3 separate regions of the Mus musculus genome follow, and all the other regions are linked to region 1. The links are chromatin loops, found by intact Hi-C in ENCODE. Cell type or tissue: left cerebral cortex. All regions are shown on one strand.

Evidence for each region. Peaks named below come from ENCODE experiments on the same cell type or tissue, not always from the same donor. Only the 100,000 strongest peaks of a DNase experiment are listed, where the experiment ranks them.
Region 2: a loop joins it to region 1, with 6 times the contacts of the local background. A loop is called at or near these places in 2 of 42 quality-filtered maps.
Region 3: a loop joins it to region 1, with 4 times the contacts of the local background. A loop is called at or near these places in 2 of 42 quality-filtered maps.

What each region holds. Positions count from the first base shown.
Region 1 is chr7:125,111,845-125,119,844 of GRCm38, forward strand. No RefSeq gene overlaps it. Among named protein-coding and RNA genes, the nearest start is that of Gm30501, 95 kb to the right of the region's middle. In left cerebral cortex, no CTCF peak of the experiment used is centred here; DNase peaks (open chromatin) are centred at 924, 3,717, 3,932 and 5,534.
Region 2 is chr7:124,831,899-124,839,898 of GRCm38, forward strand. No RefSeq gene overlaps it. Among named protein-coding and RNA genes, the nearest start is that of 3100003L05Rik, 130 kb to the left of the region's middle. In left cerebral cortex, a CTCF peak has its summit at 4,730; DNase peaks (open chromatin) are centred at 4,803 and 7,765; H3K27ac peaks cover 238 bases.
Region 3 is chr7:124,741,856-124,749,855 of GRCm38, forward strand. No RefSeq gene overlaps it. Among named protein-coding and RNA genes, the nearest start is that of 3100003L05Rik, 37 kb to the left of the region's middle. In left cerebral cortex, no CTCF peak of the experiment used is centred here; DNase peaks (open chromatin) are centred at 3,676, 4,684, 6,717 and 7,333; H3K27ac peaks cover 2,434 bases.

The sequences.
Region 1 (8,000 bases):
ATGCACACACACCACACACCAACACACACACAGCAACACACACGCACACACTCGACTTTGACCTCACCTTCCTTCTTGCACCACTCCAAAGCACACTGGCCTCTGTTTTGCCTCTCAAACATAGTCATAAAGATTGTTCCCATCACTTCATAGATTGATCAATTGTTTTGATTGATTATACTATTCCATATTAGCATGTAAGAGCCCTGAACACATTCTGGCTAGAGGCAAGGTTTCTTCCCCTTCCCTTACTTCCCCATTGCTTTTGTTGGTTTCTCCTTTTCATGAGAACATCAGTCCCATACGACTAGGCATCCCTGATTACCGGAAAACCTAATCCTAGACAGCACCCAGGGCTGTGCTTTCCCTACCCTGACAGTCTTACTGAGTCCTCACTCACAGCACCTAGCACTCTGAGCATTAGCGCCTGCACACTCAAGCCTGGAACTCTCCATACTCTCCCACATAACCTACCCCTCCCACATCCCAGCAGTTAGAACATCGACCACTCAAGCAATGATACCTGATCCTAGGTTATGTTGTAATGCCATAGCACAGTACTGAAGACTGGGCAATTTATAAAGACAAGAAAATGATTTTTTTGTCATTGTTTTGGAGACTAGGATGTTCAAGGTTGAGGTGCCAGCACCTGGCAAGAGCCTTGCTGTTGTAACAATCCATGGAGAGCAATCAGAAGGACAGATGAACAAGAGGTGGGATTCATACCCCTAAGCCCCACCTTGGTGTTGGTCCTCTTCTAAGGGCAGAAGCCCCCATGGCTTAGTCACCTCTCTAATGTCATCCCCTGGTACTTGCACTGAGGAGTCAGTTTCCAACACAGGCTTTGTGCTGGGAGACAGCACACCCACCTCTTTTCACAGAGAGAATGATTTCCCCTAGGAAGCTGAAATGCCTTTCTGTGGGATGCTTCCAACCCCCTACCCATGGTCCTCTTCATCCCAGGATCTGGAAGCATGCAAGTACCCAGATGGACGAGTCTCCGAGAGACGGTCGTGCCTGGTGCAGCTTCACACAGGGAAGCTGACACCACGTCTTCAAACATTTTTAATTGCCCTGTCAAGCTGACAATTATAGAACTAATTATTGAGGAGACAATACCAGATACACTGACTGAATCAAGCGTCAACTGAGTTTTTATGTAATTATGCAATTTAATGAATTGAAGGCTACAGTAATGGACTATTGCTGGTTAATTAGGGACTCCCTTTCTGCTAATAATGCCATTTATTTTCGACTCTCGGTATTTATTTTCAGCATCTAAAGCCTTGGACACGTCTTCCTCTGACACTGACATGTTGAGTGGTTTTCTGAGGGCTTGGCTAACAATTGTGTTATTTATAGGCAGCCATCTTCTTCCATTCTCTGGCTGAAGAACTCCAACTGGTTTCTGTTTTATTGCATGCATCTCATTTAGTCCCTGTGCCTAATTATCCTGCTACTGGGTGAAGTGCTCGTGTTTTTCTTTCTGTGTTGAGGCAAAAAGAAAAGTAAGGGATTGTGGCAGAAGATCATTGGCCTGCATCGTATCAAGGTTAACCCTCATTCCTTTGCAGCTGTGGGTTTCTCTGTGTGGTGCTGGGGATGGAACCCAGGGCCTCTTGCGTGCTAGACAACTGCTTTACCACTGAGCCACAGCCCTAGCACTGGAGTCTGTTTTCATTTCTTACCATCTTCTTGATTTCTTGCCTAGCGTGTTGTGTTCTCAAACTGTAGAGAAACAGCTTTTAGTCAGTCTGGGCCCAGGGGTGGGGTGAGGATAGGGCGTTTTCATGTGAAGATGCTTTGGGCTGTCCCGGTGAGGACATTGCTAATCACGGCTGATGAGTGGAAACCTGGATGTGGCAAAACATAAAGTCACACACAGGATGCCAGGCACAGGCTCAACTTGCCCAGGAACTTGTCAATTATCTCGTCAACGTGTCTGAAGATGAGAAACTCTGGCACAGAGTATCAATAACCATGAAGTAAGTTGATTTTCACCAGCCCAGCTTTAAGGAGGAAAACAAATATTTCACAACATCTAAAACATGATGGAACTGTCAAAAGTATGTGAAGCCAACGACATAAATTGTGAAACATGAGTCACAGGGATGTTTGCTCTTCAGCAGTTAAAATATTTGGAAAGAATTGAAAAAAACTTATAATGACTGTTCCCTGTGCAAAGCCAGTCTCTAGTGTCCAAACCTGGTTGCTCCAAGTGGGTCTTAGACAAAGCTGATCATTGGTGGAGGACATGGGAGAACAATGGTCAAGGTTTTGTTACGCCAAGTTTCTCCGCTGTGGTTGTGAGCCTAGCCTTTAAAGGCTGAGTCATCTCTCCAGCCCAAATTTCCCCCTTTGTAAGATTCAATTATGCCAGCTTTCCAGGAGGACATTTTTGTGGGTCTAGTACCCCATTTCTCACTTGTTTTCTGTCAGTTGATAGGACTGGGCATGGGGTTTATAGAAACCATGATCTGGCTGATCTTTGAGGCTGTTCTCTGGCACCATTGAGTAGTCGTGTGGGTCTGAGGGATCTCAGAGCTAACCCATGACTGCTGATGAACATCTGTGAAGACTAAACCTGGAGCTTGGAATGGTAACATCAAGACACTGATAAATCTATCTTGGCCGTCTCAAAGAAGAAGTTACTCCAAGATGGGCAATCACCAAAGGGAAGGGAGAAGGAAGAACAGGGTGGAGAAGGAGGCTCATCATTCCTACCCAGGTCCCACATCATTGCTCCTAAGCACCCTCTTTTCTCTGCTCTTTTTCCTTGGAAGACTGTCCTCTCTTCCCCTGCTACCATGTTTAAGCAGAGGACTCTCAACTTCATATCCTCAGGCCAGCGAGACACTTCCAATTACATGCCCCAATAACTCTACAAAATGTACCTGCTCACAGCTGTGTCTCCTGCTACCCAGCCCTCCCTTTTAGTCCTTGGACTATTGTTACTGCTGATGCCTTGCTTGTATCCCTCCCATCTACATCCCTGCCCTCTTTCCTCACTCCTCCACATACTCTGTCCCTCAGACCATACCTATACCTTCCTTCTGCCATGCTTCCACAATTGCTCAAATGCTGCATCCATCCCCTTTTCCCAGATCTATGCCCCCAGAGACCCCCAGAGATCTGAGGGGCCTCTTCTTTCATGCTCTCAGCACCCTACTCTCCATTAAAATAGTTTACTTTGGTTGCTGCTATAGTGTCTCAAGTTTTTTCAAAGACTTATTTATTTATAAATATGGGTGCTCTGTCTTCCTGAGGACATCAGATCCTGCTATATAGATGGTTCTGAACCACTGTGTGATGCTGGGAATTGAACTCAGGATCTCTGGAAGAGCAGCTAGTGTTTTTAACCTCTGAACCATCTTTCTGATCCCACCACTCATCTTCTCGTGTGTCACCTTTACCAATCATCCTCTATGCTCATGGTTTGTCCTTAAAGTGAGATATTATTAACTCCTTCCTGCGGATGAGGGAATTAAGGTTAGACAGCCCGGGTCTGTGGTTCAAATGAGAGGAGACAAAACAAAAAATAACAAGAAACATACAAACAAACAAAACAAAAAACAAAACAACCAGTCCCATCAGAATGGGAATCTGATTCTGCCGTGCTGGCCACAAAGCCTTATTACTGAGTGAGTTGCTGGCACACCATCTGTCCTGCCTCCCACACCAGAAAAATAGTTCCTTGAAGATGGAATATATATCTTTATGTTGGTGTCCCCAGTAGCCAGAGATGGCATCTGAGCATCAAGGAATGTTTGACTGGCTTAATGAGTAAGAGGGCACTTGGAATCTCACTCCTCTTTTGGAGCATTAAGAACTTTTTTTTTCCGTAAAGGATGGGGCTGAGACTCCATCAACACTCAGATGCTATTATGCTGAAACTCTAACGAGCTCCCTCCAGCTCATAAACTCCAAAAAATAAGTGACTCATCTGTTTCTGTCCTTGCACCAGTCGTTTCCCATCTAGAAAGAGCTCGATCATGCACCGCTTGCATTGTCCAAGGAGAGATGCCAAGTGAACCAAGCTTAAGGAAATCATTTTCTCTGCCTTCATTGCTTTCCGTGTCAGACATCTCAGTCAATGAATAAATGACACAAAGAGTTGCAGGTAACCCAGCCCTCCTTCTCCTCACAGCAGCTCCTGCTTAAAGTGTGTGTGTGTGTGTGTGTGTGTGTGTGTGTGTGTGTGTGTGTGTGTGTAAAGAAAAAAAGGAAAACTTTATGACAAAGGCAGGAGAGAAGCAAAGTTGGCAAATCCGACTAGATTGGCAGTTTCTCCTCCAACATTGGACTCAAAGTTGGTCTAATTAGCTGAGCTGAGACTAGAAAAGAGATTCCTGCAGGGCTTGCTCCCTCTCGGAACTCTGTGGTAGCAAACCATCTGGAAGACTATGGCAGTCGCAGGATGTTTAATGAACTAAGTGGATCTAGGTACAAGGCATCCCCGGATGCAGCAGTGCTGGCCACTGAGAAGTGGGAAACTGGGGTGGGTGGAGTATGGACAGTAGAGCACTCTATATGACAGAAACAACTCAGGGGAGGAAAGAGCCCTTCAGCTCACATCTCCAGAGGGTTTCATGATGGCAGGGGAGGCCTGGCAAGTAAAGTGTGTGACAGCAGCAGTTCCCACTGCAGCAGGCCAGGAAGCAGAGAGGGTGATGAGAATTAGAGTCCTCACAACACCTTCAGAGGTCAGAGTGTTCCCATCATCCTGTGGAAAGCTTCCTTTAATGTCATGGACAAAGACCACGACAAGTGACTTACTTATATGCCAGTCGGATCTGACCTCCTGAATGTCCCACAGCCTCCCAACAGAGTGTCATCTGCTAGAGAACACCCGTTTCAACCAGGAGCCAGAGGGAGACATTTCAGATTCAAACTATAACTAATAAGTCCTTTCCTAGGGCGTCTTCCCCCCGGACACACACAGTGGTGGTCACTACACACAACCCCTGATGTCCTGTCATGCTCAGCCCTGCCTACAGTGGCCCAGGTTCACACTACCTTCAGTAAGAAGGGATAGAAGCAGCAGAGAACCAGGTGGCAGGTACCAATCAAAGTTTGATAGGTGGGAAGATGACAATTTCTATTTGTCCATAGCAAACCTTGAACAAATGGCTAAAAAAAGCAATAAACGAAATTATCTATCCTAGAGAGAAGGAAGCTGTGAGAACCCATAGGGAATTTAAGACCCAAAAGCACCTGGGTGGAAGAGCACACCCGCAGTGCAGGTCCAGTGGACAAGTGAGGGGGTAGGGGAGAAAAGGAGATGTGCACAACTCCAGAGTGCAAAGGAAAACCAGGCACAATGTAAGGTCCAGCACCTATAGAGGACCCAGATTCAACCGGAGTCAGGTGGCCCAGGGGACTCTGGAGATCCCAGCACAGGTCTCAGCTAAAGGAGCAGCTGCCAGCCAGCCACAGCCCACCATTGCCACATATTGCTCCAGTCTCAACACTGCAAGGTCTTCCACTGTTCCAAGAGAAGCCAGAAACCCAGAGCGTGCGTTAAATCCCACACAGCTGAAGTGTTGGCACTACTTCCACATATTTTAAGATACTTTACAGACGAAACGAGACTGTCTGACGGCTAAATGTAAATGTGCAGCCTCCTTGCTTGAAACGGCTGCAACACAGAGATCCTCTGGTGGGACAGCATGACGGCTCCATGGTGACAGTGTGACAACAGTAATTTCAAACATGATCTCCTCTGGCTACCAAGAATTTCACTGTATAGGAAACTGGAGAGTGTCTTAGAATATAAATACAGATACATAGATAGAAAGATAGATGACAGGTAGGTGACAGAGAATGAAAGAAAAGCAAGCAAGAAAGAAACAAAGAAATAAAGAAGGAAGATGAGTGGATAGACAGATGACAGGTAGATGATAGAAAGACAGATAGGTTGATGGATAGATAGATAGATAGATAGATAGATAGATAGATAGATAGATAGATAGATTAATAACAAATGCAAATATCAGGGGATTCCAAAAGGCTCTGCTCATCCCCTCACTCATCACAATCCTAGGCACCTATCAGTCTCCATGGAGCAACCTGTAAGCAATGGCCACTGGAAGAGGGCAGGTGGTTGCTCTCACCCCTGGCCTTTGTGTTGAGGTCACTAAGATGTTCTCCACAGTCTCCCAGAGTCCCTTGATATGCAGGTCTCTGCTCACCCCCTCTTGATTATTGGTGCATCCTTCACTAGCTTCCCTGCTTCTCTACCTCATAACGCCAGTTCTCCATCAAGCTCTCTAGAATCACCTCCCAGATGAACGCTATGACACCTCTCCTGCACCATGCTCTGCCCCTTGGAAAACCAAACCCAGGCAGTAGATGTCCCAGCACAAGAACTGAATTTCTGAGGCAATGATGGTGGATGTGGAGGGTGTTCTGAAAACAAGGAATGGGCACCACACAAGTTGTTCAGGAGATCCTGAAAACAAACTCTGGGCTTTAACAAATCTTCCAGAATCAATCAATCTGTCTCTCTCTGTCTCTCTGTCTCTGTGTGTGTGTGTGTGTATCTCTTTATCTATATCTCTCTATGCCCTCTATGTGTCTCTTCATGTATCTCTCTTATCTTCCTGTATCAACATCTCCTTCAATATCTCTCTTCTCCTCTTCCTTCTCCTCCTCTTCCTCCTCTTCGTCTTCCTCCTTCTTCTCTCACTCCCTCCCTACCTCCTTTCCTCCCCCTTCAACACTCTTCTGAGTCATTGGCCTGTACTATAAATAAATAAGTTTTTCTATTCTCTAGCAAGGAGTTAATGATATGTAAATGAAGCCCTGGGTATATATAGGAAGACCATGCACAAAAGGACCTGAAGCAGTTCCCTTCATAGAGGTTCAAACACTACTTGTGCAGACACCCTATCCTCAGTGTGGTGAACTCTGAGGAGCCTCTTCTATGCTGAGGTTCATCTCTCTTGAGTCACCTTTGTCACTTTGCCATTTACCTGAATACAACTGATCCACAAAGAATTTTTTAAAAATCCCCAGCAAGCCAGAATTTCCACCATGAATCCACACTCTCCTCTACAAGTATGAAAGCAGCCGTGCTTACATACACTGTTATGGAAATGTATGTCAGTGTAACACTACAGCAGGTTCAAGGGTGTACAACATCTGCTTTCATGGAACTGCTATACAGAACAGGCAAGGACATGCTACTACAGCACTGCTCATGAATGTAATAGTATATAGCAACCAATACCCACTACATGTCCAAGTTTAGTATATCCATGTGTATCCTCTATGGTAATTCTGTGAGTACAAATATTGTACATCCTTAAATCCCACTTTAGTGTTACATTGGTGTGTGTTTCTGTAACAGTGTATGTAAATATGGACATTTACCTACAATGTGTTTGGACATGCTTTTAAATGTGTGTGTGTATCATCTATTATCTATCATCTATCATTTATCTATCTCCCTACCTATCTCTCTATCTATCTCTATCTATCTATCTATCTATCTATCTATCTATCTATCTATCTATCTATCTATCTATTATCTGTATATTTGTCATCTATCTCTCTCCCTTCTCTCCCTGATCCCTCCTCTGAGTCACTGGCATTTCATTCTATCTTCCAAGATTTCTTCCTCTGCTCTATGTCAATGAATGAACGATACACAAATGGCATGTGGCAGCATGCCACCTCATTCACCATGCACCCATTCCAGAGCAGAGCCTGACCCATGGACATGCTACCCAACCGATGCTTAGAGGTTCTGCACTTGCCACACCTTCTACCTCACACCCAGCAGAGGGAAAGCTCCAGGATGAACTTCTTTCTAAGGACTGAGAACAGGAGGGGCACCCAGCATCGGACAGAAGCGATTCTGCAAACAGGCCTGGGGAAGGGATTGATGATAACTTTTCTGGGGGCCAGGAAAGAAGGCAGTTTCCCATTTCCAAATACTCGAGAAAGTATTCTCAGAAGGCTGGAGACCTTCCTCCTCCCTCCTTTGTCCACCCTCC
Region 2 (8,000 bases), 280 kb before region 1:
AAAGCAAACCTCCCCTCCCTTAAGTAGCATTTGTCAGTCTTTGGCACAATGACAGGAAAAGCAATGAAACAGTTGCAGAGTCAGAATCCCAGATCTCACACAAGATCTTGCAGAGGAGTCCAGTGATCCACGATACTCAACACTTGACAAACTACACAGAGTCCTACATGTACACCACAGTCATCATCTGTCAGCACCCCCCCCCCCCACACACACACACACACACAAACCCACAGGCATTCATGATGGATGCACACACAGTCCCCCAGGGGCACTGTTTAGTTGTGAACACCTACATGGACATGAACTGCAAACAGACTCTATCTAATGATCCTCCGAGAGAAGCTAAGCCTTGTTGTGTTCAGGATGACTTAAGGATGTAGCTTCAGATCCTATTTTCAACACCTAATGCTGGGAAAGGCAGCAGATAGCAGATAAGATTCCTTGCTCCTTAGATCAGAGAAAATCCCTGAATTCAGGCTCTGGACTGAGAAATTCCCCAATCAAGAATTTGCCCTTGCCTCCCTCCAGCCAACCCTGCTTCCAGATCTAATATTCAAACATGCATATCAGGATGCCTGGAAGACTTCACCTTCTGTTTAGGGCTTTCTACTGTCTTACCCGCATTCACGCGACCGGCCAGGAAGAACGCAGCAAACCAGAATCTTCTGCGGCAAAACTTTATTGCTTACATCTTCAGGAGCAAGAGTGCAAGAGAGCAAGAGCTCTATTGCTTACATCTTTAGGAGCCAGAGCACAAGAGCACAAGAGAGCAAGAGCCAGAGCAAGAGCAAGAGCAAGAGAGCAAATGGCGAAACCCCGTCCCTTTTTAAGGAGAATTATTCTCCACCTAGGACGTATTACTCCCTGATTGGCTGCAGCCCATCGGCCGAGTTGTCGTCACGGGGAAGGCAGAGCACATGGGGTGGAAAACTACCCTTGGCACATGCGCAGATTATTTGTTTACCACTTAGAACACAGGATGTCAGTGCCATCTTGCAACGGCGAATGTGAGGGCGGCTTCCTACACTACTGAGCTGAAATACCTGTTCTCCTAGGTAGGTACTAGGAGCACATTCCTTGATCTTTTTCTCGTGAGGAGCCATTGTATCCAATGACCATTGTGTTTTGATTGCTCACAGTTTGAAGGATAGATGGTTCATGTGAAAACTAAAGCCAAACAAGCTTTGATTACACATGGTCATATTTACAGAAAAGCTTGGACAACAAAGTACAGAGAGGCATTCTCAAAAGTGCACACCTTTCTCTCCACACATTAGGACCCAGGTCTAATGCTGCAACTTATGACAACTACCAGACCCAACCCATCAGCCCTGACACACCGCCATCGCTAGGAAACTGAGGCTTTAGCTGAGTGAATGGGAAATCGCAAAATCCACAGAACTGGTGGTTAGTGAGTGCTCACACTGACATCTCAAGATGGCCAGTGACCAGGAAGCACCAACTTCTTCAGTTTCTCTCTCAATGGCAAGTGTCTTAGTCCATCTTCAATTGCTCCAATTGAGTGCCTGGAGTGTGTAAGTAAAATCGTTTTCTGGCTAGAGGATCCCAACAGCAGGTATCCTGTAGATGGTTCACCCGTCCCCCTGCCCCCTTGACCTCCCAACCTTGGCAGAGAATTGGCTCATGTGCTTGTAGGGAATCAAGAGATGAATGAGCTGGAGCTCCTCTTTTATAAGAGCACAAAGACCCCCCCCACACACACACACACTTACAAGGCAACATTAAGCCCTTCTGGGAGTAAAGACAGCATGACCTGACCCTCCCCATGTGGAAGTGTGGCGGTTTGTATAAGAACAACACCTATAGCCTCATATACTTGAATGCTTAGTCATGAGGGAATGGTACTCTTTGAGAAGGATTAGGAGCTGTGAACTTGTTAGAGGAAGTGTGTCACTGGGGGTGGGCTTTGGGGTTTTAAATGTTCAAGGAGTTTCAGTGGCTCTCTCTTCCTGTTGCCTGTGGATCCAGATGTGGCACTCTCAGCTACTTCTCCAGTGCCATGTCTGCTTGTGTGGCCGTGGTGTCTCTCACAACAAAAGAACACTGACTAAGACAGGAGGTGTCTCAAAGACTCCATCACCTGGATGCCACCACAGTGGGACATGAAACTGGAGAACAAATTACATGAAAACTCCAGTGACAAGGAAGCACAGTCAAGGTAAAGGAAAGTCTGCCACTCGTATTCCAGGTTTTCAAACCTTTTCCAACTTGTCTTTAATGATGATGCGTGAGCTGCTGGAGTGGAAGGCTTTGTTTCCTTCCTAAACCTTGGATGTGACGATCGTCATTATTAACTTGTGGGTACACTGAGAACAAAAGTACCCTGGCAGTGATGGGAAGTCCTTACTCTGCTGGAAAGCTTCTCAGGGTGTTTTCTCTGGGCTAAAAGCAGAGGCTACCTTCAGCACTGGCTCGCCCCTCTCCTTCAGATGCACATTGGAGGACTTGACATCACTCCACAGAGAAATGAGGAGAATAGGGAAGGGTGTATGACTTGGCAGAGAGAAAAGATAAAAAGAAACAGAGACAGCACTTTGAAAAAGAGAGGGACAGCAATGTTGAGGAGAAGAGACTAGGAAAGAGAATCGACAGGGAAATAGACTGGAATAATTGCTTATGAGATCAAAGAAATTGAAAAAAATGTCATAATGTGCTCAGGTGTGTGTGTGTGTGTGTGTGTGTGTGTGTGTGTGTGTGTGTGCGCACACACACACACACACATTCAAATATGCCTAAGGATGGGAGAGGTGGTGGGAAAAGAAAAGGATATGAGCCACCTTTTGGAGGTAAGTGAACTACTGATCCTCATCAAAGATGCTTCTCTTTATAATAAATGGACAACATCACAGACAACCACAGCTGGACAAAATAGAGAGATTAACAACTCATGGAGCACCCAGACACAGCTGGTCTTTCTACATTATAGCTCCTGCATCTATAACTCAGTGAACACCCCAGAAGAGAAGAGAGAAAGATAATAAAACCAGAATACCAGGAAGCCAGCTGTGAAGCCTCCTAGAAATGACTGTCTAAACAAGACCAGAGCAATTGGAATTGTCTATGGACATGTTAACATGGGGAGAAAAAATTGTGGGTTATCACCCTTAGACAAACAAGCAACTAATGACTACTAGGAGAGGGGAAATAGCCTCTCCCAGGGATTGAGACCCTTATTGGCTGTCTAATTTATACTGGACAACCTTAAAAACATATACACACAAACAACAAAACAGACACCGGAAGTCATATTTATTCACACATACACATGCACACTCACGCACGTACACATGCACACACGCATGACAAATGCAAAGAAAAAGGGGCTATCAACTTGAGACACGGTAAGACATGGGAAGATCTTAAGGGAGGAAGCTGGGAAGGTCTGGAGAGAAGAAAGTAAGGAGGGAAATTATGTCATCCTATTTCAGCTTAATGTATTGGAAAATAACAAAAATTAAATATTACATTTTAAAAATGTGCAAATGAAGAGAGAAATTACAGATGCTGTATGCAAGTGTGTATGAAAGCAGGATAGGAAGGGAGATGAATAGACAGACAGACAGACAGATGAGAGGAACTTGTTAGTCATAGAGCAAGCATAATCAATAAGTATCAAATCCCTTCAAATTGATTCAATGCATGATCAATTTCCCAAAGCCACTTCAAAAAAATGATTTATCTGGGATCATTACAAAATTCACATAATTAGAAAAAAAATCTATTTCTTTTAAAATTTATAGTTTACTGAAACTTGTATGGAAACATCTTTGGAGATGTCACTGCCCTTTTGATTGGTTTTCATTTCATATTACTAAATAATATTTAAATAGGTAGTTATTCTAGATATTTCTTGTCAAGTTCTCCTATTTTTTAACTTATTTTTCTCAGCTCTGGTCTGCTAGAGCAGACAAAAAATGACCCTCTTTAGGGTAAAGGGAGAGGGAGTCTGAATACATCTGAGAGGAAGTAGAAAGAGGAGAGGTGGGGGAGTGGACAACAGGCAGCTTGAATTCGGGATCAAGGGTGTGGTGGTTTGAATGAGAATGCCCCACCACCACCACCATAGGCTAACAGATTTCAATGCTTGGTCACCAGGAAGTGGCACCATTTGAGAGGATTAGGAAGTGTGACCTTGTTGGAAGAAGTATGTCACTAGGAGTGTGCTTCTGGGTTTCAAAAGCCCAAGCCAGGCATAGTGCCCCTCTCTTCTTGCTGCTTCCAGATCAGGAAATTCCACTCTCAGCTACTTCTCCAACACCAGATCTGTGTGCACACTGCCATGCTCCCTGCCACGACAATAATGAATTAAGCCTCTGAAACAGTAAGCAAGCCCCAGTTAAATGCTTTCTTTCTTTTACAGGAGTTGCTATGGTCATGGTGTCTCTTTACAGCAATAGAGCACTGAGTAAGACAGAAGACCAGGCAGGAAGAATCGTAAACTTTATAGATCGGAAAAGTAACACATTTAGATAGAGTATTTAACAATTGATTATTTAGGAAAATGTTCAGACAAGGCTTTTGTTTCTGTAAAAGTTTCATGCAACAATGAATGATCTATTGTCAGTTTCTGGGGGATGGGATACAAAACTGGAAGTATAAACAAGAGCATTTGTGGTCCAGGGTGGTTATAACAGGATACCCAAACATCTCTGCTGGCACAGTGTCCTAAGCAGTGTGAAGGTTCCAGAAGTGGATCTAAATCAAGTATGCCTGTAGGAGGTGTTATCTCCAGAAACCCCAAAAGATGAGTAGGTGGGAGATGGAGGAAGGCAGGGACAGCTGCCATAGTTCAAAACGAGAATTCAAACATTTCCATTCCAGAAATGACTAAGCCTGTTGGAAAGGTAATCCAGGATCCTGGATGCTGCTTGGGTATCCAGCACAGACTGACTGGAGATTGGGTGCTCAGTGAGTACCAGAGATGGGGAAAGGCATTCTCACATCCCACTCGGAGTTCACGCTCTGGCCAGTTTCCCAAATAAAGTAGATATGAAAGCCTCTGAGAAGGACAGAGGCCCAGAAGGAGAGCATGCTGGGAAGAAAGTTAATCTCCTGGGCATAGGTGTGACAGCCCATGGTGTGTGTGCACATGCAGAATTAAGTGAAATGCCTTGAAAGAAACCAGAGGAATAGCAAGTGGGAACCAGGACAGTATCCAGTCACATGATGGTAAGATTCCTTACAAAGAATGGCATGGACCAAGGTGGAAGAAGAGACTTTACAATGACTGGAATAGAGTAGAAAATGTGGGAACAACCTAACAGGCCATGTTTGGGGGCAGAAGCTTTGACAGTACAACCATATTAAGACAAAATTGGATACAAAGGGGCGAAGTGCAGGGCTCAAAGGTGTGGCACCCAGGTCACCATGTTCTGGAGTCCAGTTGGGTGAGTTTGACTTTAAGGATCATTCATTCAGTAGTCCCTGGCTCTTGTCTCCAATAAAAGGAAGGATGAGCCCAGAGCAGAGAAGGCAGAAGAGACCGAGAATGCTTCTGGCTCACTAGACAGGCTTTGGAAATTTACAAGCAAGAGAAAAGAAAGTTTTATATGCTTCTGCATGCTTTGACCTTTCTGGAAAATTCTAGTGCTGCCATAAGGCTCAACTTTTTGAAAATGAACAGCCACCTTTCAGAGCATGACTGAAGTCCATAGTGCCATTTGCCAGTAAGTCCTGCCCTTTTGCTATGTAGAAGCCTGCGTATCTCAGCCTGGAATGAAATTGAACGGATTAGTTTAGCTTGCTAAACCTTGGTTCACAAGATTGTGCATTTGAATTTTATAATATGGAAAATTAATTTCTTAAGTTATTAGGACAGAAAATTCAATAGAATTAATTCTCCTGGCTCAAAAAATAATCAGAGGTCACCATGGCAACACACATCAATGGAGCAACACACCATGGATGAAGCACCTCCCAAGTTTGGCTATTTATTCAGCACCTCTCTCTTCTCTGGCCCTGGTAGCATTTAGAAGGGTGACCAAGGCACCTGGGGCTCTGTTGCTGCTGAGTCTGGGTTCAAGGAGAGTCAAGATGAAGCTGACATGGCAGCTGTCCTGCCTGAGGTAGGCCCACATTCCTAGGGACCAAGAAGGGAAGGGTTGGTGGAAATAAAAACCATGCTCAAATTCATAAGATGAGTGTGGGAATGAAGCAGCCGTGGCAGGATTCAGGTCATTTACTTCATGCTAAATGTAACTTCTTGGAAATGAGAGAAAAATCGGCTCACACACACTAAGGGGGTTTCAAGGTTGAGTAGTCCTAGCTGACAGAAGTGAGGACACTGATCCCCTTTCCCACTTGATTTTTCTCTGCACTGGGCTAAGACAAAAGAGGATTTTTGGGAGGGGGGGCTGATTCTGTTTTCATGAGAAACAGGGTGATTGACAGCATCCACTCTACAGCAGCCAAGGTTGAATGCAAGTCTGCCACTATCTAACCTTAGAAGACATTTCTCTGAGCTTTGATTAAACTATCTGCAAAATAGTGTGTGGGGGTGCGTGGGGTATGGGGGTTGTTATGTGTGTGCATGTATGTGTGCGAATATTAGTTCTTTTGAGTGGAATGAAAAATAGTTAACAAAATATTAACAAAGCTCCAGGCAAATGATAGGGCATTCCTTTCTCTATACAGAAGAATATAAACAGACAGGGCACGCATGTGGATCTCTCAGACTTTTGATCTAAGGAATAAAAAACAATTCAGATAAGTCAATTCAAGGCAAAGAGGGTGTGCTAGGGTTTGGTTAAGGTCGGGGGAGTACCTTTCAAGCCCCAGGTATTAAGCACTTGATCTTCAGTGTAGCTAGCAGTGGGAAGCAAGACATTTAAGAGCAAAGTTTCGTGGGAGGTCTCCAGTCAATTGGAGGAAGAGGGAGGGGATCCCAATTTTTCTTGTCCTGTCATGGCAAGACCTCCACAGAGCTGAGCTAGTGCTGCCATCACATCTTTGAGGCTACAGAATCTGTAATTCAGTCCATTTCTTCACAAAGTGGTCCATATCAGATGCTGGAGGTCATGAGTTTGGGACCAGCCATAGCAACAAGGATAGATCCCATTGCAAGAGAAACAAATTTTTAAAAAAGCGAAAATAAAACAAGTAATAAAAGCAGGCTGTTTGAGATATTAGAATGCAGACGAGAGAGTAATATAGCAGCAGCCCGTGCTTTTTCCCTTTACATGTAATTTACATATAAATTAAAGAATACCGGCATATTTTTATAGTATTATAAGCTATGTTTTGGAGTTATTCACGATGCACAGAGAAGGAAAGGAAGAGAAGGATGTGGAGTCTGTTGACTCCTAGGCACACTTAGACTCAGCAAAGGAATGCTTGAACGAAACAGTGCCCTGTGAACATAGACTGGCCAGGCTCAGAAACATGGTGGCAAGGTGACATGTCCACTTGGGCTGGCATGGGAGAGCCCTTCAGGGAATATGGAGAGAAAGTAATGAGACTCCCAAACACCTACTTCAAATCAGTAGCTATAGGTGACTCCAGAACAGTCACAAAGTCTATCATCTGGACGTAGCGGATGTTTGTTTGTTTGTTTGTTTGTTTGTTTATGAACCAAACAATTCTTAGAGTGGATGCATTGCATAGGAGCAGGAGAATTTTAGACTCTTTGCCCCCAGACAGGCTTATTTCTGTACATCTTCTATCACCATGTTGCAGGATTTCTGTTCTGACCAGTCTGGCTTCCAATGGGTGGGACACACAGGGTTGGAACTGATGTAGTCTCCACCCACAGTGCTCTGGATTCTTCTTCTGCACCATTTAGATCTAAATAAACTAAGCCAAGGACCTCCTGAGACTCTTCTCCTGGCTCTTTCTTTTGACTTGGTTATCAACAGATGGGCAGGTAGATTTGGGGATGCTCTAGGGGTTTGGATTCATTTTTCTTACACAGTCTCTTTGTGTGGTGTATCTTGATCCTGATAGAAAATAGAATTCTACTCAGTTGCTTCAAACCGTTA
Region 3 (8,000 bases), 370 kb before region 1:
TAAAATGGAAGACATTCTCTTTCTTTCCAGCCAGCTCTCATGTTTTTAAGCCCCTTCTTTAAGTAGGTACTGTACAGCCACACCTTGCGTCCTCCACCTCTCTGCTGTCAGGTCTATATCACCACCTCCTTCATCTCCCACAGCTCCTAGGCTGCTGCTTTTATCCAACTCTGAAACAGCCCTTCCTTCCCTGGCTCTGTATTGTTCTCCTTTCATTTGAGAGGCACCCTGTTAGTTGCTACATTGTTAAAATGATTGACTGGATATCAAAAGGGAAGAGTCCCATCTCATGAACTTCAGAATTCCCGTCTACAGTGGCATATCTGCTCTGTGCACATTTCAATTGTCATTGTTAAAGGATTATTTAGGATGTCAGAGACATTATGGCTAGGTAGAATGTGGCTTGTGCCTAAGGTTCTCTGTCCGAGGTGCTGAAACAAGAACCCACAGAGCATCCTCACTTAATTCCCTTTGACAGGGAGGACAGAGATCCTCATTCAAAGATGTGCTTGATAGACTGCCTCTCACTCCAAAGCTTTTGAATTGCATTGCCTGGGATTCATGCCTCACTCATGCTACTTAGATCCAGAGTCTGTTCTGCTTCTTTGCTCCTGTTTTGAGCTCTCAAAGCTCTTCCTGTAGCTGCATTGATGCTCTGGAAAAGAACATGGCTTCTGAGTCCACAGTCTCTCCATTACTAACAAGTGGTATGACCCTGGGGGAAGTTACTTAACTTCCAAGTGTCTCAGAAAATTAGAATAAATGGGAATGATAACATGCCAAATCTATAGTCTCTGTGTGGGTTAAATGAATTAGTGTATGCAAAAATGCTTAGCAAACTGTCCACCACATATCAAGGTTTACGAGTTAGTCTTTGAACTCTTTCTACACCAAATAATGTATAACCAATTTATCTCCCTAGTTACTATACTAGAATCATTTCTGAAGTCCATAATAATGGCTTCTACACATGCCATTCATTGAGTGGCAGACATTGTACTAGTCACTGTGATATGTAGATACAGATATAGCCAAGTTTCCCACACAATAGACTTATAAGGTATAGGTGATTATTTCCTTATATTTCAGGTAAAGCTTGAGATGGTAATTTAAAACTTTGAACTCTTAAGCATTTTAGTTGGAAGGTTGCTTTTAAATGCATAAAGCAAAATAAAACCTAAAAATATGTCTTCATGAAAAAAAAAGAAGACAAGAAAAACAAATTTTAGTGATCTGATCCAAGGGGAACTTTTAACCACAGGCACAGTTGGGCCATATGATTCAGCTATGTTGTCTGCAATCTGCCTATTTTTCTCACCTTTTACCCATCAAGCTTGTACAAAAACAGACTCACTTCATACTGTGGCAAAATAAGAGAAAATCTCATTTCTTCCTTTTTATAATTTCTTAATCCCTTGTGAATTTCTCTCCTCACTTGTGTGCTTAGTCAAAGATGTTCTTCTTCATTTATTTTTTTTTCTTGTCATGTATGTGTGTGTGTGGTTCTGTGGTGAGAAGTTGATATGTGTGCATATGCGCACATGCAGACACATCCATGTATGCACCTGGGTGTGGAAGTCAGAAGAAAACAGATGTCATTCCCCAGCTGCTGCCCATTTTGTCTTTTCTTATTTATTTTATTTTATTTATTTATTTATTTATTTATTTATTTATTTATTTACGAGACAGACTCTCATTGTTTAGTATATAGTGCTGGACTGCCTCTGTCTCCCAAGTCTTGGGATTAAAGATATGTGCTACCACACCTAGGTTCCACCTTGTGTTTTGAGACAATCCCCCACAGGCTGGACTGGCTGGCTGGAAATTTCTCCTTCTCAGACACTGGAAGTATATACACATATCACCACATTTTTTTTCAAAAGTGGGTTCTGGACATTGAAATCAGGTCCTTATGCTTACAAGATGAACACGTTACTGACTGAGCCATCTCCCCAGCCCAGAAGCTGTTTCTCCATGCAGCTTTTTGCCTTGTAGCTGAGCCTGTTTCATTCCTATGATTTCATTAAATTCATAATAATATTGTTTGGGTTCTCAATTTGTGCTGAACTCTGCACTACCTTTTCATTTCATTCTGTTGTATTTATTATCACAACTTTGAGTCTAATATCATTGAAATCTTGTTCTAATTAGTGTTATTCTACAGCTGGATGTGTCCCTCATACAGTTCTGTGAGGCTTTCTTTCCAACAAGCTGCTCGCCTGTCTCTTGTGAACTGTGCTTTGTGCTGTCTCTTTTTTATTGTTTAATTGAATCAGGAACTTTCCGGCGATGAAGACATTCATGAGAACTCTGTTCATGCTGATCACAGATTGTCTTTTCCATGCCTTTAATTCCAAGCACTATTGATCTGTGTGTGCTTAGATATCAATATATGTGAGTGAACATGCAGATGTGTGTACATGTGTACGTGTTTGTGTATGTGTCTGTCTACGTCTCTCTCTCTCTCCCTCTCTCTCCCTGTGTGCATGTGCTTGTGCGTGTGCGTGTGCGTGTGTGTGTGTGTGTGTGTGTGTGTGTGTGTGTGTGTGTGGTTTGCACCTTTTAGTCTTTAATGCTCACATCTCTCTGATGAGCAAAATGAGACTATAGAACACTAGGCTGCCTTCTTCTTCTGCCCCTGGTAATGCAATGGCTTTGCTCTGTCCTTCACTCTCACTGTGATGCGCTGCTCAGTACCAGCCTCAAACAACAGAGTCAGTCCATCCATTACAGAATGAAACCTCCAAAACAAGTAACCCAAATAAGCTGTTCACCTCTGTAAGTGAATTATCTCAGGCATTTCATCACAGTGACAGCTGACAGCACACAGCCAGTTCCCCCACACAGAAGTCAGTGTGCGGTGGTACAGAGGAAAAGCTCGCCTGCACAGAACTACTTTGCTCAGGGTTGTCTCCTGATCCTGTGCTGCTGCTTCTTGATTTCCCATCCCCTTCTCTCTGTGTCTTCTCTCTTACATTAAAGTCCAGGATATACATCTCTCCTCTTAGCTGAAGGTATATTTCAATGACCAGAGAAAATTAAGTCACACTGTGGATATTAGACCGAATGAGGCCTAAGGGTTTAACAAAGAAAGCACAATCTTATTGGTTCTAGATTTATAGATATTCTATACCCTCCAGTGATCAGTTTCCTGATGTGCTGAGAACATCTTACTGACTCTCTTCTCCTTGTGCCCTAGGTCTTTTCTTAACTCTTCCAGGTTAGGAAATCATGCTGTGCTTTTATAGAATATTCTTTGTTATTTCAGTACCATCACTTAGAGCTAGTAACATTATGTTGTACCATTTTTTATCACACAGTTGCTACTAGCAATAACTTTGTTATTGTTTTTATTAATTTCATGAGTTTCATGGGAAAATACAGGTCTGATATTCAATGAAACTGTGGTTTCCCCACACAGACATACTACTAACTCCCTTATCTAAAAGGAAACTGATGTTCTGAGAGTTTGTTTTTCTTTAAAACTCTTAGCAATTCAATCACAGAAGAAGAGAAACTCTGCTCCTTAATTCTGCTTCTTGAAAATGTTTGCAGTGGCCTGTACCCCTCACTTTCCACTTCTGCTAAAACTAGAACAGCAAGAATAAAGCTCCAATATGAAGAAGGACAACTGGGCCAACCAGCATGGTTACTGGTGATTCATGCTTTTGTGGGTCCAGCCACTGAGCACTTCATTGTTTTATTTAGTGTCTCCTAAAAGCTAAGTAGTCTGCAAAGTGCTAGAACAAAATGGGGGAGGAGCTAAGAAAGACAAAATTTTCACTTGTATGGAGCTTTGTAGTCCACAGCAAGGATGAAAGGGCCCCAGGTAACTGTTAAAAGTAGCACATTTCAGTTACCATAAGCTCTGTGTGTTGGGCACCAGTATCAAACTCAAGGTCTTGTACATGCTAAGCCTGCATTCTACCACTGAGTTATTCCACAACCTTGCTGCCTTCAATTACCACAAGTCCTGTGAGACGCCAAGCAAGATGGATGAGAAAGCCTACATGGGGCTGAGGGGCACTCCACATCATGAGGACAGGAAGAGTCACTGAGGACAGACACAGAGGAGGAGGGAGTGCCAGTGTTGTCAAGCATGGAAAGGAGAAAGGTTTGGAGGCATAAGGAGTTTAAGATCCAAAGTTTTGAGTTATAAGACAATGTGAAGAGGTCGAAGATCTAACCAGAGATCTTCTGTGGCTGCACTGTAGAGATTTAAAAAAAGAGAACCAGCAAGAGATGTGGTCTCTGAGTGGTTGGCAGAGGCCAGACTGTGCAAGATGAAAGTGCCATTTTCACTGGTCTTGACTGAATATCAGGCACATTGGTGGCTTCCTGAAGGAGAGGCAGATTTTCTTTATATGATATTTTAGATGCTAGAGGTAGTGGCATTGACACTAAATGACCATTGCATTCTGTCTCAGGGGTGACATGTGGGTAAAGTACTCATGGATGAGAGGAGCTAGGGAAGGAAGCTGATGCAACTCTTAAGTCTAGGTGCCCACCCAGCTCTGTCAGAGACTCCCCCAACTGTTCCTGCTTTCTGTCTGAACATTGGGTAAGAATCTCCTTTTCATTTCCCCAGTTACATCTCACTTGCCTGTATCTTCCCACTTTGCAGGATGAATGTAAAGGTTAATTCTACATCTGTAACTTTGGGACAGGTTTCTTCCTGGCTGCCAACCCCTCTGATGATTCGTCTTGGCTGTTGTGTAATAGAGTGTCACTTCTTCCCACTCTCTCTTTGAAACCAGCCTATTTAAAGAAAGATGATTTGGGGTTAGAGTCAATAAAATCAGGTGCAAAGCAATTCCTCAGTGTGTTCGGTCCTCAGAAGATGGGCTAGGTAGCTGGGAGGCTATTTTTGCTGATAAGTGTATGCTTGTCAGCAGTGCAAGTCAGAAGATGCTCTACTTGTGCATGTACAATAGCCTGTGTGTTACATAAAGAAGTTGCTTGTATGGTCTTTGTGGAAATCATTTTCTTAGACCTCCTAGGAGGAATGCAGTCCCTGCCCATCATGAGCTCCATCTATTTGAAAGACTGTCAGCCTTCTGAGACTCATGTTCTCCAACTGTGAGCAGATCAGAAGTTACAGAGCCCTCTCAACTTTGTGACCTCCCTCCCAGATATCAGGACACCTTCATCATTTCCTGTGTTTCTATCAGTCACTTGTATCTGACATTATGGGCTTGTCAGAGACACTCATTCTGGAGATGGACCATCCAGACTGCAGTCTTGGTTTGTGTTTGGCTTGCTGTGCAGACTCGGACAGCTCACTCTTATGTGTCTTACCTCTATTACTGTTACTATATTCTTGTCCTTTCTTCTACTTTTCTCTGAGAATCCAAGATCGGTTAGCCACACTGGTTTGATATCCACAGAGCATCTGTCGGGCACTGGAAGAAAATTAGAGGGGGTGGGGTGGGGAGCAAGCATGATCAGAGGGACAGAGCAGGAAGCGTGACCTTGATTAATAGCAGCCCTCTTCAGAAGTGCTTAATTCAGCCCCTGAGAGAGGTATATACCCTGAAGACCCCAACACCATGACACAAAACCTCCCATTAGGCCTCCCTATTCATCAGACAAAATCTTGATATGGACTTTGGAGGATAAAAACCATGCTAAAGCAATAGCACAGCTCATTTTTGAAGATAGAGGAAGACTGCTAGCATTTATGAAGTCAGGAGGTCTTTGATTCATGCTCTTGTGAGTGCCTATGAATGGAAAAATAATAATAAGAAATTGGTATTTGTTAAATTGTGTTTGGGGGACTCCATGATATAAGCATGCTTTCTGAAGCCTTCTTTTACTGCAGATTATTAGCGCATTAGGAGGAGCCACTGAAGAAGTCCTAAGAAGTTGGAAAGATGCTGTGTCACACAGCTACAGATGTACAACACTTTAAAGATGTTGGATAATATCAGGTAAAATAGGTATACTAGTGCTAACAGCACAGCAATACAGAAACAAGGACTGAAAGAAAGGAACAGACACCAACATACCCACTTCAGTTACTTATCATGAGAGTTTTAGATGGCGGAGATTTCCTGATGGCTGTTTCCTATGCAGTTCACACTACACACTCAATGGGACAATACAATTGGAAAGCTCCTACCATATGAAAAAAATATATGAAAGCAGCATGATTTAATGTAGAATTTTACACCAATTTTATTTTCTATACAATAAGTCATCTTTATTCTATCATATTAAAAAGAAACTCACTCTAACAATTAAATATTATTTCTAACTACTGATCTGAAAAAGTAGAAATCTGAGCACAAGTGCATCTGTTCTCCGTTGCAGATGAATGACATCACTTGATTTAACCTTCTAACTTTAGCATCACCAGGGCGAGCAGATATTCACAGACTCTGCTGTACATCACTGTAAAAAAAAAAATCAGAAACCATGAACCATGTGTATGTAGACATGAGCTAAGAGAGAGAAAAAAAAACTCACATATTTCCAGTAAAACTGACTATAAAAGGAAAATCCATTTTTATTTTATGGCTCTTCACCTCCTTTATAGTGACTGTGTTCACAGTGATACAAATACAAATGTGAGGAATGGAGTTGAGCTTCATTAAGATTCTTAGAATGCACCATGTCCTGGGCAGCATATCCTCCCTCCCGCCTGCTTTCCTGGAGGCGGGACTCATACCCTCTCCAGAGCTGCACTGGTAGGATGTGTTTCTTCTAGACTTTCCATCCTGAAATAGTAAATGACTCACAGTGGGGGTGATATGTGGAAGTAGACAGCCTTAGGATGCTGAATGTAAAGATAGCTCTGTAGGAAATGGAGGAGGACCAGTGACCTGGACTGTGTTACAGTTAGTCAGGCTCAACATTCATCTTGTGCACAGTGGGCATGTGTTCCAGCTTTCTTTAGAAAATATAGGCCATTTAAATGTAACTGGAACCATCTCGTGTGTGTGTGTGTGTGTGTGTGTGTGTGTGTGTGTGTGTGTGTGTGTGTGTATGTGTGTGTGACTAAGAACACAGATGGATGGAGAGGGAATTCATATCTGAGGTGCTACTGGCAACTGATAGCTGTTGTGGGAGAGAGCGTTTTCTTCAGGGATGTGGACCACGAGAGGCTGTCTATGTTCCAGTAGATATTTCTATACTCATGCATATCCAAGGTACAGTATATGAACTTAGTGGGGTGTTTTTTGAAATTGATTAGGTTTTTACTTTACATCCAGATTGGAGCTTCCCTTCCCTCCTCTCCTCCCACTCCCTCCCTCTCATCTCCCCTCCCGCTCATACACCTGTTCTCCTCACAAGAGGGGAGACCTCCCATGGATATCAAACAGCCAGTGGAATATCAAGTTGCAGTAAGACAAGGTGCATCTTCTTCTCTTGAGGCTAGATGAGTCAGCCCAGTTAGGGGAAAGGGATGCGAAGGCAGGCAATGTAGTTAAAGACAACTCCTGCTCTGGCTTTAAGGAGTCACAGATGAAGACCCAGCTGCACACTCGTTTCAGTGCAGAGGCCCTAGGTTCATCCCATGCATGCTCTCTGGTTGCCAGTTCACTCTATATGGGTGCCTATGGGACCAAGGTATTGATTTTGTAGGTTTTCTTGTGGTGTCCTTGAACCCTCTTGCTCCTTTGATCTTTCCTCCTGCCCCCCACCCCCGCTGGATTCTCCAAGCTCCATTTAGTGGTTTGCTGTGGGTCTCTGCATCAGTTTCTATCAGTTCCTAAATGAAGCCTCTCTGATGACAGTAATGTTAGGCTTCTGTCTGTAAGTATAGCAGAATAACATTAAGAGTGTCTGGGGTGGATACCCTCTCATGGCCTGGGACTCAAGCTGGGCCACTCATTAATTAGGCCTTCCCTCAAATTCTGCTCCTTCCTTTACCTGGGAACATGTTGTAGGCAGGACTAATTGTGAGTTTAAAGTTTTGTGGCTGGGCAGGTGACCCAGTCCCTCTGTTAGAACTCTTGCCAGGTTATAGGTGATGGCTGATTCAGGCTCGATATCTC